Regions from separate parts of the Homo sapiens genome. Here region 2 is linked to region 1. Evidence: chromatin contacts called from ENCODE Hi-C data. All regions are on one chromosome and are shown on one strand. Each heading gives the region's core, a stretch centred on a gene start or an enhancer-like site at or near the end of the contact. The rest is flanking DNA. Distances are from core to core; before and after follow the strand shown. Region 1 holds the start of CTBP1-DT (CTBP1 divergent transcript). Region 2 holds the start of MRFAP1 (Morf4 family associated protein 1).

Region 1 (5,026 bases), core at 863-3,362:
CCAAGGTGACTGTCCAGTAGCTCCCAGGACAGCCCATCCGTGTAGGGCAAACGCCATGAGCCACTCCTGTGTGCAGGCACAGGGCAGGCCCAGGCACAGGGAGGCGGGTGGGCAGGCACACAAACAGCCAAACGCTGACCCTGGAGGGCGGTGGTCATCTGCTCATCACAGGGGAAAGACTGGAGGTGGGAGAGGCAGGTGCCACCCGCAGGAGTTGGGACGAGCTGTGCACACGGCTGGGCACACGCAAAGCTGAGCCTTCTTCGTGAGCAACACGGTCACATTTGGGTGTAGGAATCTTGGCTGGAGTTGCCCAACGTGGGGAGCAGACAGCTCTGCAGCCAGGACCCCAGTTGGAGAAGGCAGCGCTTGGAACAAGCCAGGACAGTGGACAGACGGGCCGGTGCCAAATAGAAGTCATGATAACGCGCTGACAAGCTGTGCAGACGAACACTGTGTGTAGACGGAGGCCATGGAGAGTGACGATGGGGAAGACGCTGGATCCCTGGCTGGCCTGCATCCCTCTCCGTTCTCAGTTGCCTGTGGAATTCCGGGGAGCTCTGCTCCAGCTACACTGCACATAAAAGTGCGCAGGAAGTGGATCCTGGAGAGGAACTGTTCTTCTGGACTGAGCTTGCTGCTCATGGCAGCCCCACCTGCAGGACCCAAAGCCTTATGTGATGTTTGCTGGACACTCAGCCACGTGGCTGCCTGTTGAGCTCTGCAAGTCCACGCGGGAGCCAGGAATTCCTCCCCAGAAGTCTCTCCATTATATTCACCACCCCCTAGTAAATCACAACCTGACTTGCTGCAGAGGATGGAGTGCCTGGGACTCGTCTGACCCCAGCTCCCCTGGGGAAGTGGGGGTGGTACGTCCCTGCACCCGGCCACGTGCTGCCTTCTCCTGGGCTGCCTGTCCATGCTGAGCAGACAGGAAAGTCCAGTGAGGTCCCTGCCTGTGCACTCCACCAACCACATCGTCCCTTCCCGGCAGCCTCACCTAGGCCCCTCCAGCTACGACCCCTTGTCCCCTGCACCGATGCCTGGCCTTGGAGGTTGCTGCTCATTTTTCTGGAATTTTTTCTTAGATCTCTGCAGGGCTGCCCCTCCCCCTACAAGGGCTCCACACGTGTTCCCTCCTTCATGACTCCCACTGGGCTTCCCCGACAGGGCCTCACCCTCCCCAAAGCTCTGGTGACACCTGCCAGGTTTCCTCCAGGCCACAGCTCGGCAGCCCGATCTTAGAACAGAACGTGGCACGCAGGGCAGGTCTGGCTGAGGGCCCAGCATTGTCAGCGGGGTTGGAGGTCTTCCCGGGCCTCGAAGGGGAGACGTAGGCTTCTCAGGGCAGCCCAGGACGCGTCCTCACGAACCACAGCGAAATTACAGCAGGTATCTCGCGGATAGGAGTCTGCATCATTCCGTCTCCATGCCGTGGTTTCTGAAATTATGCAACTATCTCGGCATTCCAGAGGGCTCAGAGTAGCCACGCGCAGAGGCCCTCCCCATGGGGTGGATGGAAGCGTCCACTCGCGGCGCGAGGAATATCCCTGGGCCCCTCGGGAGAGTCTGCAGGGGCAGCCCCTGGGTGAGCAGGCCCAGTGCGGCCTCTCCCTGAAGGGACTTTCGGGCCCTCCCGGGTCGGGGCTTCACCGGTAGCAGGCAGGGCTTTGATATTAATGCTTAAAGGGAAAGCAGAGCTGAGCTGTCAGGACGTTGGTTAGCTACAAACCCTACTCTTGTTAAAAGAGAAATGGGGTCGGGGAAGGGGTTCTCCAGCCCTGAACTTCCCGGGCCGGGCAGGACGCGGTCCCTCCAGGAGTCGGGGCTCCCCCGCCTGGGGACGCACTGGGGCAGGCGCGCTTCTCCTCTCGGGGTCCCATGTGCCGCCGGCTCTCGGACGGTAAATCAGGGCTCGGGTGGGGGCGATGGGGGGCCCGCGGCCTCGGTGCCCCTGGCCAGCCTCGGAGGCGCACGGGCCAGGCCGCGGGGCGAGAAGCGAGCGCGGGAGGGCGGCAGCTGGCGGAGCGGGAAGGGAGCGGGGCGGCTGCGGCTGCGGCGCGGAGGAGCGCCATTTACGTTCGGGCCCGCGCCAGGCGCTGACGTGGGCGGCCCTGTCTCGGCTTCCGGGCCCGCAGGGTCCTCGGGGCGGACGGCGCTCCCGCCAGCGGCGCTGAGTCCGGCCCGACCCTGCCCGACTTCCTCGGGGACAGGCGGTTTAGAACGTGCGGAACACCAGGCCCGGGGCCTCCGCCGGGCTGCAGCCCCGCGAGCTTCCCGCCAGGCTCCCGCCCCGCCCCGCCCCGCAGCCGCGTCCCGGCCGGGCGGGCCCTGAGCCGCCCGCGTGAGTCCGTGCGCCGCCCGCGCTGGGAACCAGGAGACCAACCGCGAGGCCCCGCCCGCGCGCGCCGCCGTGTCCCCGCCCGCGCGGTCGTCGGAGCGCGGCTCAGCGGCGCGGCGGAGACTCGGCACGGCGGCGGCCAGGCGCAGGCGGGCGGGCGGAGCAGCGGACGGCGCCGAGGCCGCCCCACGCGCCGGGCTCGCGGCGGCGCAGCGCGCCGGAGTGGTCGGGGCCCGCGGCCGCTCGCGCCTCTCGATGGGCAGCTCGCACTTGCTCAACAAGGGCCTGCCGCTTGGTAAGGCCGCGCGCGCGCGCGTTTCCGGCCGCGGGCGGGGGCGGGGCGGGGCGGGTGCCGCGCGGGCGGGGGGCGCGGGGGCGGACCGAGCGCGCGCCCGCGGGCCGCCGGCTTTGTGTGCGAGTGCGCGTGCGCGCCGGCGTCCGCGCGTGGCCGCGGTCGGGGGCGGGACCGCGGGAAGGGTCTTGCGCATGCGCGGGCCGCTGCGTGTGCGCGAGCGCCGCAGTCTGCTCTCCCCGCCCGCGGCCCGTGCAGGTGACACAAAAGGGCCTGTGGGCCTCTGGGCTGCCCCGCCGGACCCCCAGCTCCACCGACCCCAGCCCCGTCGGACCCGGGACGGCACCCCGGGTCCCGATCCCCGGCCGCTACCCCGTCCCCGGTCATGACCCCGTGGCTGGGCCTGCGGGGCCGGGATGGGGCGGGAGCCGTGCGCAGCTCGGGGTGTCCTGGGGCGCGCGCTCCCGGGCCACTCGCGGGAGCGCGCCTCCCGCGGGGAGGCCGCCGGCGACCGTGGCCGCGCGCTGTGGGGGAAGGGGACGGGGCGCGGGTGCCGGGTATGACCGTGGAGGAGGCCGCTGCCCTCAGACCGGGCCCAAAGCGCAGCCCCCGGCGGTGACGCGGGAGGGCCCGGGGTCTCCGTTCCCGCGAACTCCGCGAGGTCCCGGACCGGCCCAGCGCCCCCACCTGCCCTTGCCTGGGCCCGCCCAGGTCCCGGGGCGCCTTCCTCGCGGGCTGCGGCCGCGGAAGCAGGGAGCACGGGCGGGCGCCGGGCTTGCCACCATCGCCATCTTGCAGCGCCCGCGTCCTGGGCCGGCCCGAGCCGCTGCGCGGAGCCTCTCTTTCCCTCGACCCGGCTGCAAAGGCAGAGTCCGTGCGCCTGAGCCCCGGGCCGAGACTGGAGCGTTCTCTGGCGGCCTCCAAGGGCGCCGGTGTCTGGAAGCCCGGCCTGGGCCAGATCCCTTTTGCTGTCGTCTCCGTGATTGCCGGGACAGAATTCCCTTCCAGTGGGGAAAAGGGAAGGCGGTCGCGCCCTTCCCGGTGCCCTGAGTGGGGAGGTGAAACCCTGAGAGTTGGGGCAAGAGGGCCTGGAGCTAGGGCCGAGGCGGCGGGTGCGCAGGGTGTTCCGTTGAGCCCGAGCCCCCCCCCCCTCCCCGGCCTCTCCACCGTTTCTGTAGGAGCGCGGCAGGGAGCACACGTCCCTCGGGAAGAAAACGGCGCTGGCGGCTGGGCCCGCACCGCGGCCGTCCTCGCTGAGCTCCTAGCGCGTGGCCTTTGCGCGTCTGTGTACCCGTCTGCAGCTTGGGGCAGGGTTGGGGGAGAACCGTGGGGTAACTATTTGCCGTTGCAGCTGAGGATGACAGCTGCGGTTTGGGGGTCCCCCTTTCTGTGTCCTGGAACTTTGTAGGGCGTGGCTCTGCCCTGGGCCTCAGCACCCGGCCTCCCAGGTCTCCCCTGCCTGCCCGGGCCTGGCCACCTCCCTCTGGGGTCTGGGTTTGGCTCCTGGTTGGGGCTGTCGGCTCCGCAGACGCCTTTTGCTCTCTGTGATTCTGTTGCCCATCTTTGAGCACCTGCTTCCATACAGGCGTCCTCTGCAGAGCTCTGGGAGGGACACGCACTGGGGGTGGCATCTGGTCACTCCTGGGGGTGCCTCGTCCGCCTGCCCGGCCATTTTTGGGGTGTCTGCCATGTCCCCAACATGCACTTCTTCCTGTCAGCCTTGACCAGGGCAGCTGTTAGTTCTGAGAGGTGGGCGTGTGGTTGGGGATGTCAGCGAGTAGGATCTTCCCTTTTACTCGCTTGTCATTAACCTGAGAACGTGGCAGTGGGGGAGGAGAGGCTTGGCCCGGGGTGCACAGGACTGTGGGCTGGTCCTGTCCCTCTGATGAGTGGGACGAGCCTTGGTCCAGTCCTGTGGGCTTGGCGCAGAGCCGGCCCCCTGCCATGTCCTGGTGGGATTGGAAGTGCTGGCTCGTCCTGTCTGCCTCCCCCAAGGGCTGGGAGCCCCCCACTCTTTGGACATTTGTAGTGTAAGCAGACAGCAACTGTTAACCATCATTCTGTTAATAAATTTTTTCTGGAGGAACCCTGGACAGAAGTAGTCATGCTCTCCAGGAAACGGGCCCCAGGCTCGAGAGGCCCAGTCTCTTCCCTCGGGGCTTAGAGGTGGCCGTCAAGCCACACCTGGTTCCCCACCAGCCTGGCAGTTTTTCTGGTTTTTCTCCTCTGACTGTCACTTGCCCTCTCAACTTCCTGCGGCCAGTACCCCCAGAATGTGACCTGGTCTGAGCTGACGGTGGTGTCACTGAGCCAAGAGGCGTGTGGCTGGCACCACTAGTGTTGCTGAGAACTCTTCAGGCAGCACTTTGTGCCCGGCTGTGCCCTGGTGCTCC
Region 2 (4,671 bases), core at 703-3,202, 5.4 Mb before region 1:
ACTCAAATGAACTTACAGCTGGACAACGTATGAACCTTGAAGATGCCTCTTCTAGTCCAGTTTAGGGTCCAATGCAGACAGTTCCATACTGTCATCCCCAAGCCCCTCAAGGGCCTTTGCCAATCTTTCATTTTATGCCAAGTCCTCTAAAACGCATCAGGGTATTACATCAACTTGTACAGAATATCAAGATCTTATCTTCTATTTTAGGTTCCATGTCAAATAAAGCTGAGTTAGGTTGTCCAAACAAACTCACCAGACAGGTTACATAAGATAGTGTACCACAACAAATTTAAATTTTGAACAAAACACATCTCTCCTCCTTTGGTCTCACACAGAAATTAAAGTCTCCAAATACAGACAATACTATCCATTCTCCAGCTCTTCTCCAGATTCACGAGTCCCAGCCAGGTCGGCCCATCCACACTCCCCGTTGAAGTCTGGTCCTTTCTTCAGTAGTTGCTGCATGGAGTCGTCTTCCAGAATTAATGCAGCTCCTTCAGCACCTCCAGAGCTGGAGAACTCCAACTGTGAGTCTCATGTGTCACACACAGACCCAAAGTTCCAGGGAGCTATCAGGTCACACAAGAAATAGCAAAGCACCTCAAAAATTTAGAAATAACCACCAAAGCCCGGGAACAAATGTGACTGCTGCAAGAGCTTACAATCTAGGCCCTAATTCCTGTATGTGAGAGCATTTTCAAACAAAATTACTTCCCAAACAAAAACACGTTAACAATCGAAACTCATATTGAGGTCATCAACCACAGACCATAGCAGAAAACGTAGTGTTAAGTGAGACAGAGCATAGACAGGAAAAAAGAGAAAACAAAAGGCTCTCTGGTTTCGGCTTCTCCAGGGTGTCAGCCAATCTCCACCAGTTGACCAGAATCCATTGGCTGGAAACCTAAAGCACAATGGGAAGAAATTCATCATCGAGAGGTTAATCCCAGGCACAACGACCCCCAAACCCTCACGAACGCCACTGTGCAGGACGCCACCTCTTCTGGCCACCACCTGACTCACTCCAGTCTCTAGCAACGTTGACTTGTCCAACGTCTTCCCCGAAAATCCTCTATTTCCACCCCCGCTTGCTGGACGGCCCGGGACCTTGTCCGTTTCTGTTTCCTTGGCGACTCTGAGATTTATGACCCTTCCACTGAACACGCATCACGCCCAAACCCGGCCACTCTGATTATCCCACGCCGCCACCGTCAAAAAACAAAACACGAAGACGGGGCCCAGATCGGCCCTGACCCGAGCACGCCTTTATTCTCCCGCCCCACCCCCGATTCCGGTGCATCTCGATGAAATCATCGCTCTCGAAGAGCGGCCAAGCTGGGGCCGCTCCTCGGCCTGGCGCGGGTGCCCGACTTACCGCCGACCGCGCTCACGACGACTCGCTCTTCTCTATCCGCCGGACCAGCTCCACCAGCATCTCTGCCATCTTCGCAATCTCCTTGGCCTTCTCCTCGGCCTTCTCGCACCTCTTGGCCGCCCGGCCCTCGGCCGCGTCGCCCGGGTTCTGGAGGTGGTTGAGGGCGCTCTCCTCCGAGGCCTCCACCTGCGTTTTGATCTGGATGAGCATATTGTCCATCTCCCACAGCTTGCTCCGGTTCCGCAGGTACGCCCGCCCGTGCTCGCGCGTCAGCGACGCGATGTCCTCGCGCATCTCGTTGATGACCGGGAGCAGAAACTGCTCGAAATCCTCCTCGGGCTCCAGCACCTCCACTTCCTCCGGTTCCGCCAGCTCGACGATGTCCAGGGGCCGCATCTCTTCCCACTGCCTCGGAACCGCAATAGCGATGTCTGTTGGAGAGAGAAAACCGACACTCGCTATGCTTAGCAATAGAGAGCCCGAATATTCCTGAAAACTTTTACCCTTTTTCAACTTTTCTTCTCAGAGAAGCCACGGACAAGCGACTTACGCGCAGAGTAACGGCGAACAAAATGGAGTCCCGGCCGTCAACCAGCGCTCTGCGCGTTGCGGCCCCTTTCACGACACAGCCGGGCCTCTTTACGGTCAGGGGGGCGAGCTGCGGGCGCGCGCACGTCTAGAAAGAGAGGCACCGGCGGCGGCGTCGCGGCCGCACGGACGCGCACGCAGGCACGCGCAGGTACGGGACCGCACGCTCTCGCTCGTTCCTGCTTTCCCGTTACCTCTGTGCGTCACCCCTGTTTTACCCTGTGTTTGGAGGGTGGCCTCTTCTGGGTGTTTCCCTCCGATAGGGCTTCTTGAGCACGCGAGTTTACATTTTTTAAAAAGGCCTCCCGCACTTCCCAGGCGCGGTGGCTCACGCCTGTAATCTCAGCACGTTGGGAGGCGAGGTGGGTGGATGGCTTGAGGTCAGGAATTCGAGACCAGCCTGGCCGACATGGCGAGACCCCGTCTCTACCAAAAATACAAAAATTAGCCGGGCGTCGTGTTGCACGCGTGTAACCCCAGCTGCTTGGGAGGCTGAGACAATCGTTTGAAAACGGGAGGCGGAGGTTGCAGTGAGCCCATATCGCGCCACTGCTCTCCAGCCTGTGCATCAGAGTGAGACTCCGTCGCAAAATAAATAAATAAAATATAAATGAAAATTAAAAAGGGCCTTCCACACTAGAAGAGGAGGATCCTACGTGATAATGCAGCTACCCCAGGTGGACGCTTAAAGCCCCTTCCTTTCACGCAGGGGGACCTGAGTCCCCTCAGCCGTTTTATTTACTTTTTTTTTTTTTTTTTTTGGAGACAGAGTCTGGCTCTATCGCCCAGGCTGGAGTGCAGTGGCACGATCTCGGCTCACTGCAAACTCCACCTCCGGGGTTCACACCATTCTCCTGCCTCAGCCTCGCGAGTAGCTGGGACTACAGGCGCCTGCCACCGCACCCGGCTAATTTTTTGTATTTTTAGTAGAGACGGGGTTTCACCGTGTTAGCCAGGATGGTCTCGATCTCCTGACCTCGTGATCCATCCACCTCGGCCTCCCAAAGTGCTGGGATTACAGGCGTAAGCCACCGTGCCGGGCCTTATTTACTTATTATTATTTAAAAAGTTTTTTTTTTTTATTGAGGCAGGGTCTCGGTCTGTCGCCCAGGCTGGAGTCCAGTGGTGGGATCATGGCTCACTGCAGCCTTGATCTTCTGGCCTCAAGTGATCCTTCCACTTCGGGCCTCCCAAAGTGCAGAGATTACAGGCATGAGCCGTGCGCCTGGCCCTTTCTGCCTTTTTAAAGAGTAGTTTTCCTTCTTCCTTGGATGACAGTCAGAAGGGTCTGGGTGTCTTTTCACCAAACCGGCCTCCCCACACCCCAAGGTGGAGCCTGGCTGCTCCGTCCTGAGGCCCCAGCAGACCCATGTTCAGTGTGTGGTGCAAGGCGCTGTCCAGAGCCTCTGAGCCCTTCCACTGGATCCTAGGCTCTTTGGGGTCTTAGCTCTGTGGCCTTAATGCCCTAACGCCCTGGGCAGAGCTTGGCGCATATTGGTAAATTTGCCTTAACATCCACTCAACACAGAATGAGGAGAGATACGTTAATTTCCTAGCTTGTTGTCCCATTCCCAAACATCAATAAACTTTTCAGAAATCCAGCTTACATAAATCCCATGGATTTGGCTTCCATTTTCAAGGTAAAGGGACACATCACAGTTTTGACTACAGCAGAATTAAGGATTCAGAGAAACGTAAGTATATGTTTTGTTTTGACTTTTCTCAGGTTCTTAATATTTTGGTTGCTCTTGTAAAAACCCAACTTTGGGGCTTGTGTGAAAGGAAAATAAATCTTGGGACCCCATAATCACTAAACCAAAGGGGACAGTCAAGCTGGGAACTGCATCAGGCAAACCTGCCTCCCATTCTATTCCTAAAAAAGATAGCTACTAAGATTAAAAAGCTACCTACCTCCCTCACAAGGAAATTCCTTGTGGACAAATGACAGAACTCGGAGCCACCCATCTGCTCACTGAGATAGATGCATCTCTGACTGCCTCCTTTGGAAAGGCCAATCAGAAACTCAAAAGAATGCAACTGTTTGTCTCTTATCTACCTATTAACTGAAAGCCCCTGCCCTGCTTCAAGTTGTCTGGCCTGTCTGGACCAAACCAATGTACATCTTACATATATTGATTGATGTCCCATGTCTCCCTAAAATGTATAAAACTAAGCTGTACCCCAACCACCTTGGGCACATGTCATCAGGACCTCCTGAGGCCATGTCATGGGTGTGTGTCCTTAACCTTGGCAAAATAAACTTTCTTTTTTTTTTTCACATTTCTTTCATTTTTTTTATTATTATTATACTTTAAGTTTTAGGGTACATGTGCACAATGTGCTGGTTAGTTACATATGTATACATGTGCCATTCTGGTGTGCTACACCCATTAACTCGTCATTTAGCATTAGGTATATCTCCTAATGCTATGCCTCCCCCCTCCCCCCACCCCACAACAGTCCCCAGAGTGTGATGTTCCCCTTCCCGTGTCCATGTGTTCTCATTTTCAATTCCCATCTATGAGTGAGAACATGCGGTGTTTAGTTTTTTGTCCTTGCGATAGTTTACTGAGAATGATGATTTCCAATTTCATCCATGTCCCTACAAAGGACATGAACTCATCATTTTTTATGGCTGCATAGTATTCCATGGTGTATATGTGCCACATTTTCTTAATCCTGTCTATCATTGTTGGACATTTGGG

What was found. Hi-C counts contacts between places; a loop is a spot of excess contacts on that map. Pooled maps may share reads with other maps.
Region 2: a loop to region 1 is called in a pooled map, with 15 times the contacts of the local background. The contact joins the promoter of MRFAP1 here to the promoter of CTBP1-DT in region 1. A Hi-C loop is called at or near these places in 7 of 50 pooled maps.

What each region holds. Positions count from the first base shown.
Region 1 is chr4:1,246,526-1,251,551 of GRCh38, reverse strand. CTBP1-DT (CTBP1 divergent transcript) reads right to left here and starts at 2,112. Exons shown (of 2, transcript NR_033339.1): 1 at 2,080-2,112; 2 at 1-1,441. It overlaps CTBP1 (C-terminal binding protein 1), which reads left to right and starts at 2,422. Exons shown (of 10, transcript NM_001012614.2): 1 at 2,422-2,636. RefSeq lists enhancers at 1,144-1,233, 1,294-1,343 and silencers at 1,714-2,643, 2,814-3,533.
Region 2 is chr4:6,637,966-6,642,636 of GRCh38, reverse strand. It overlaps MRFAP1 (Morf4 family associated protein 1), which reads right to left and starts at 1,952. Exons shown (of 2, transcript NM_033296.3): 1 at 1,379-1,952; 2 at 1-907. The coding sequence starts at 1,774. The coding sequence ends at 1,391. LOC124900653 (a long non-coding RNA gene) reads left to right here and starts at 2,016. Exons shown (of 2, transcript XR_007058007.1): 1 at 2,016-2,117; 2 at 3,607-4,671. RefSeq lists a silencer at 915-984 and an enhancer at 2,958-3,752.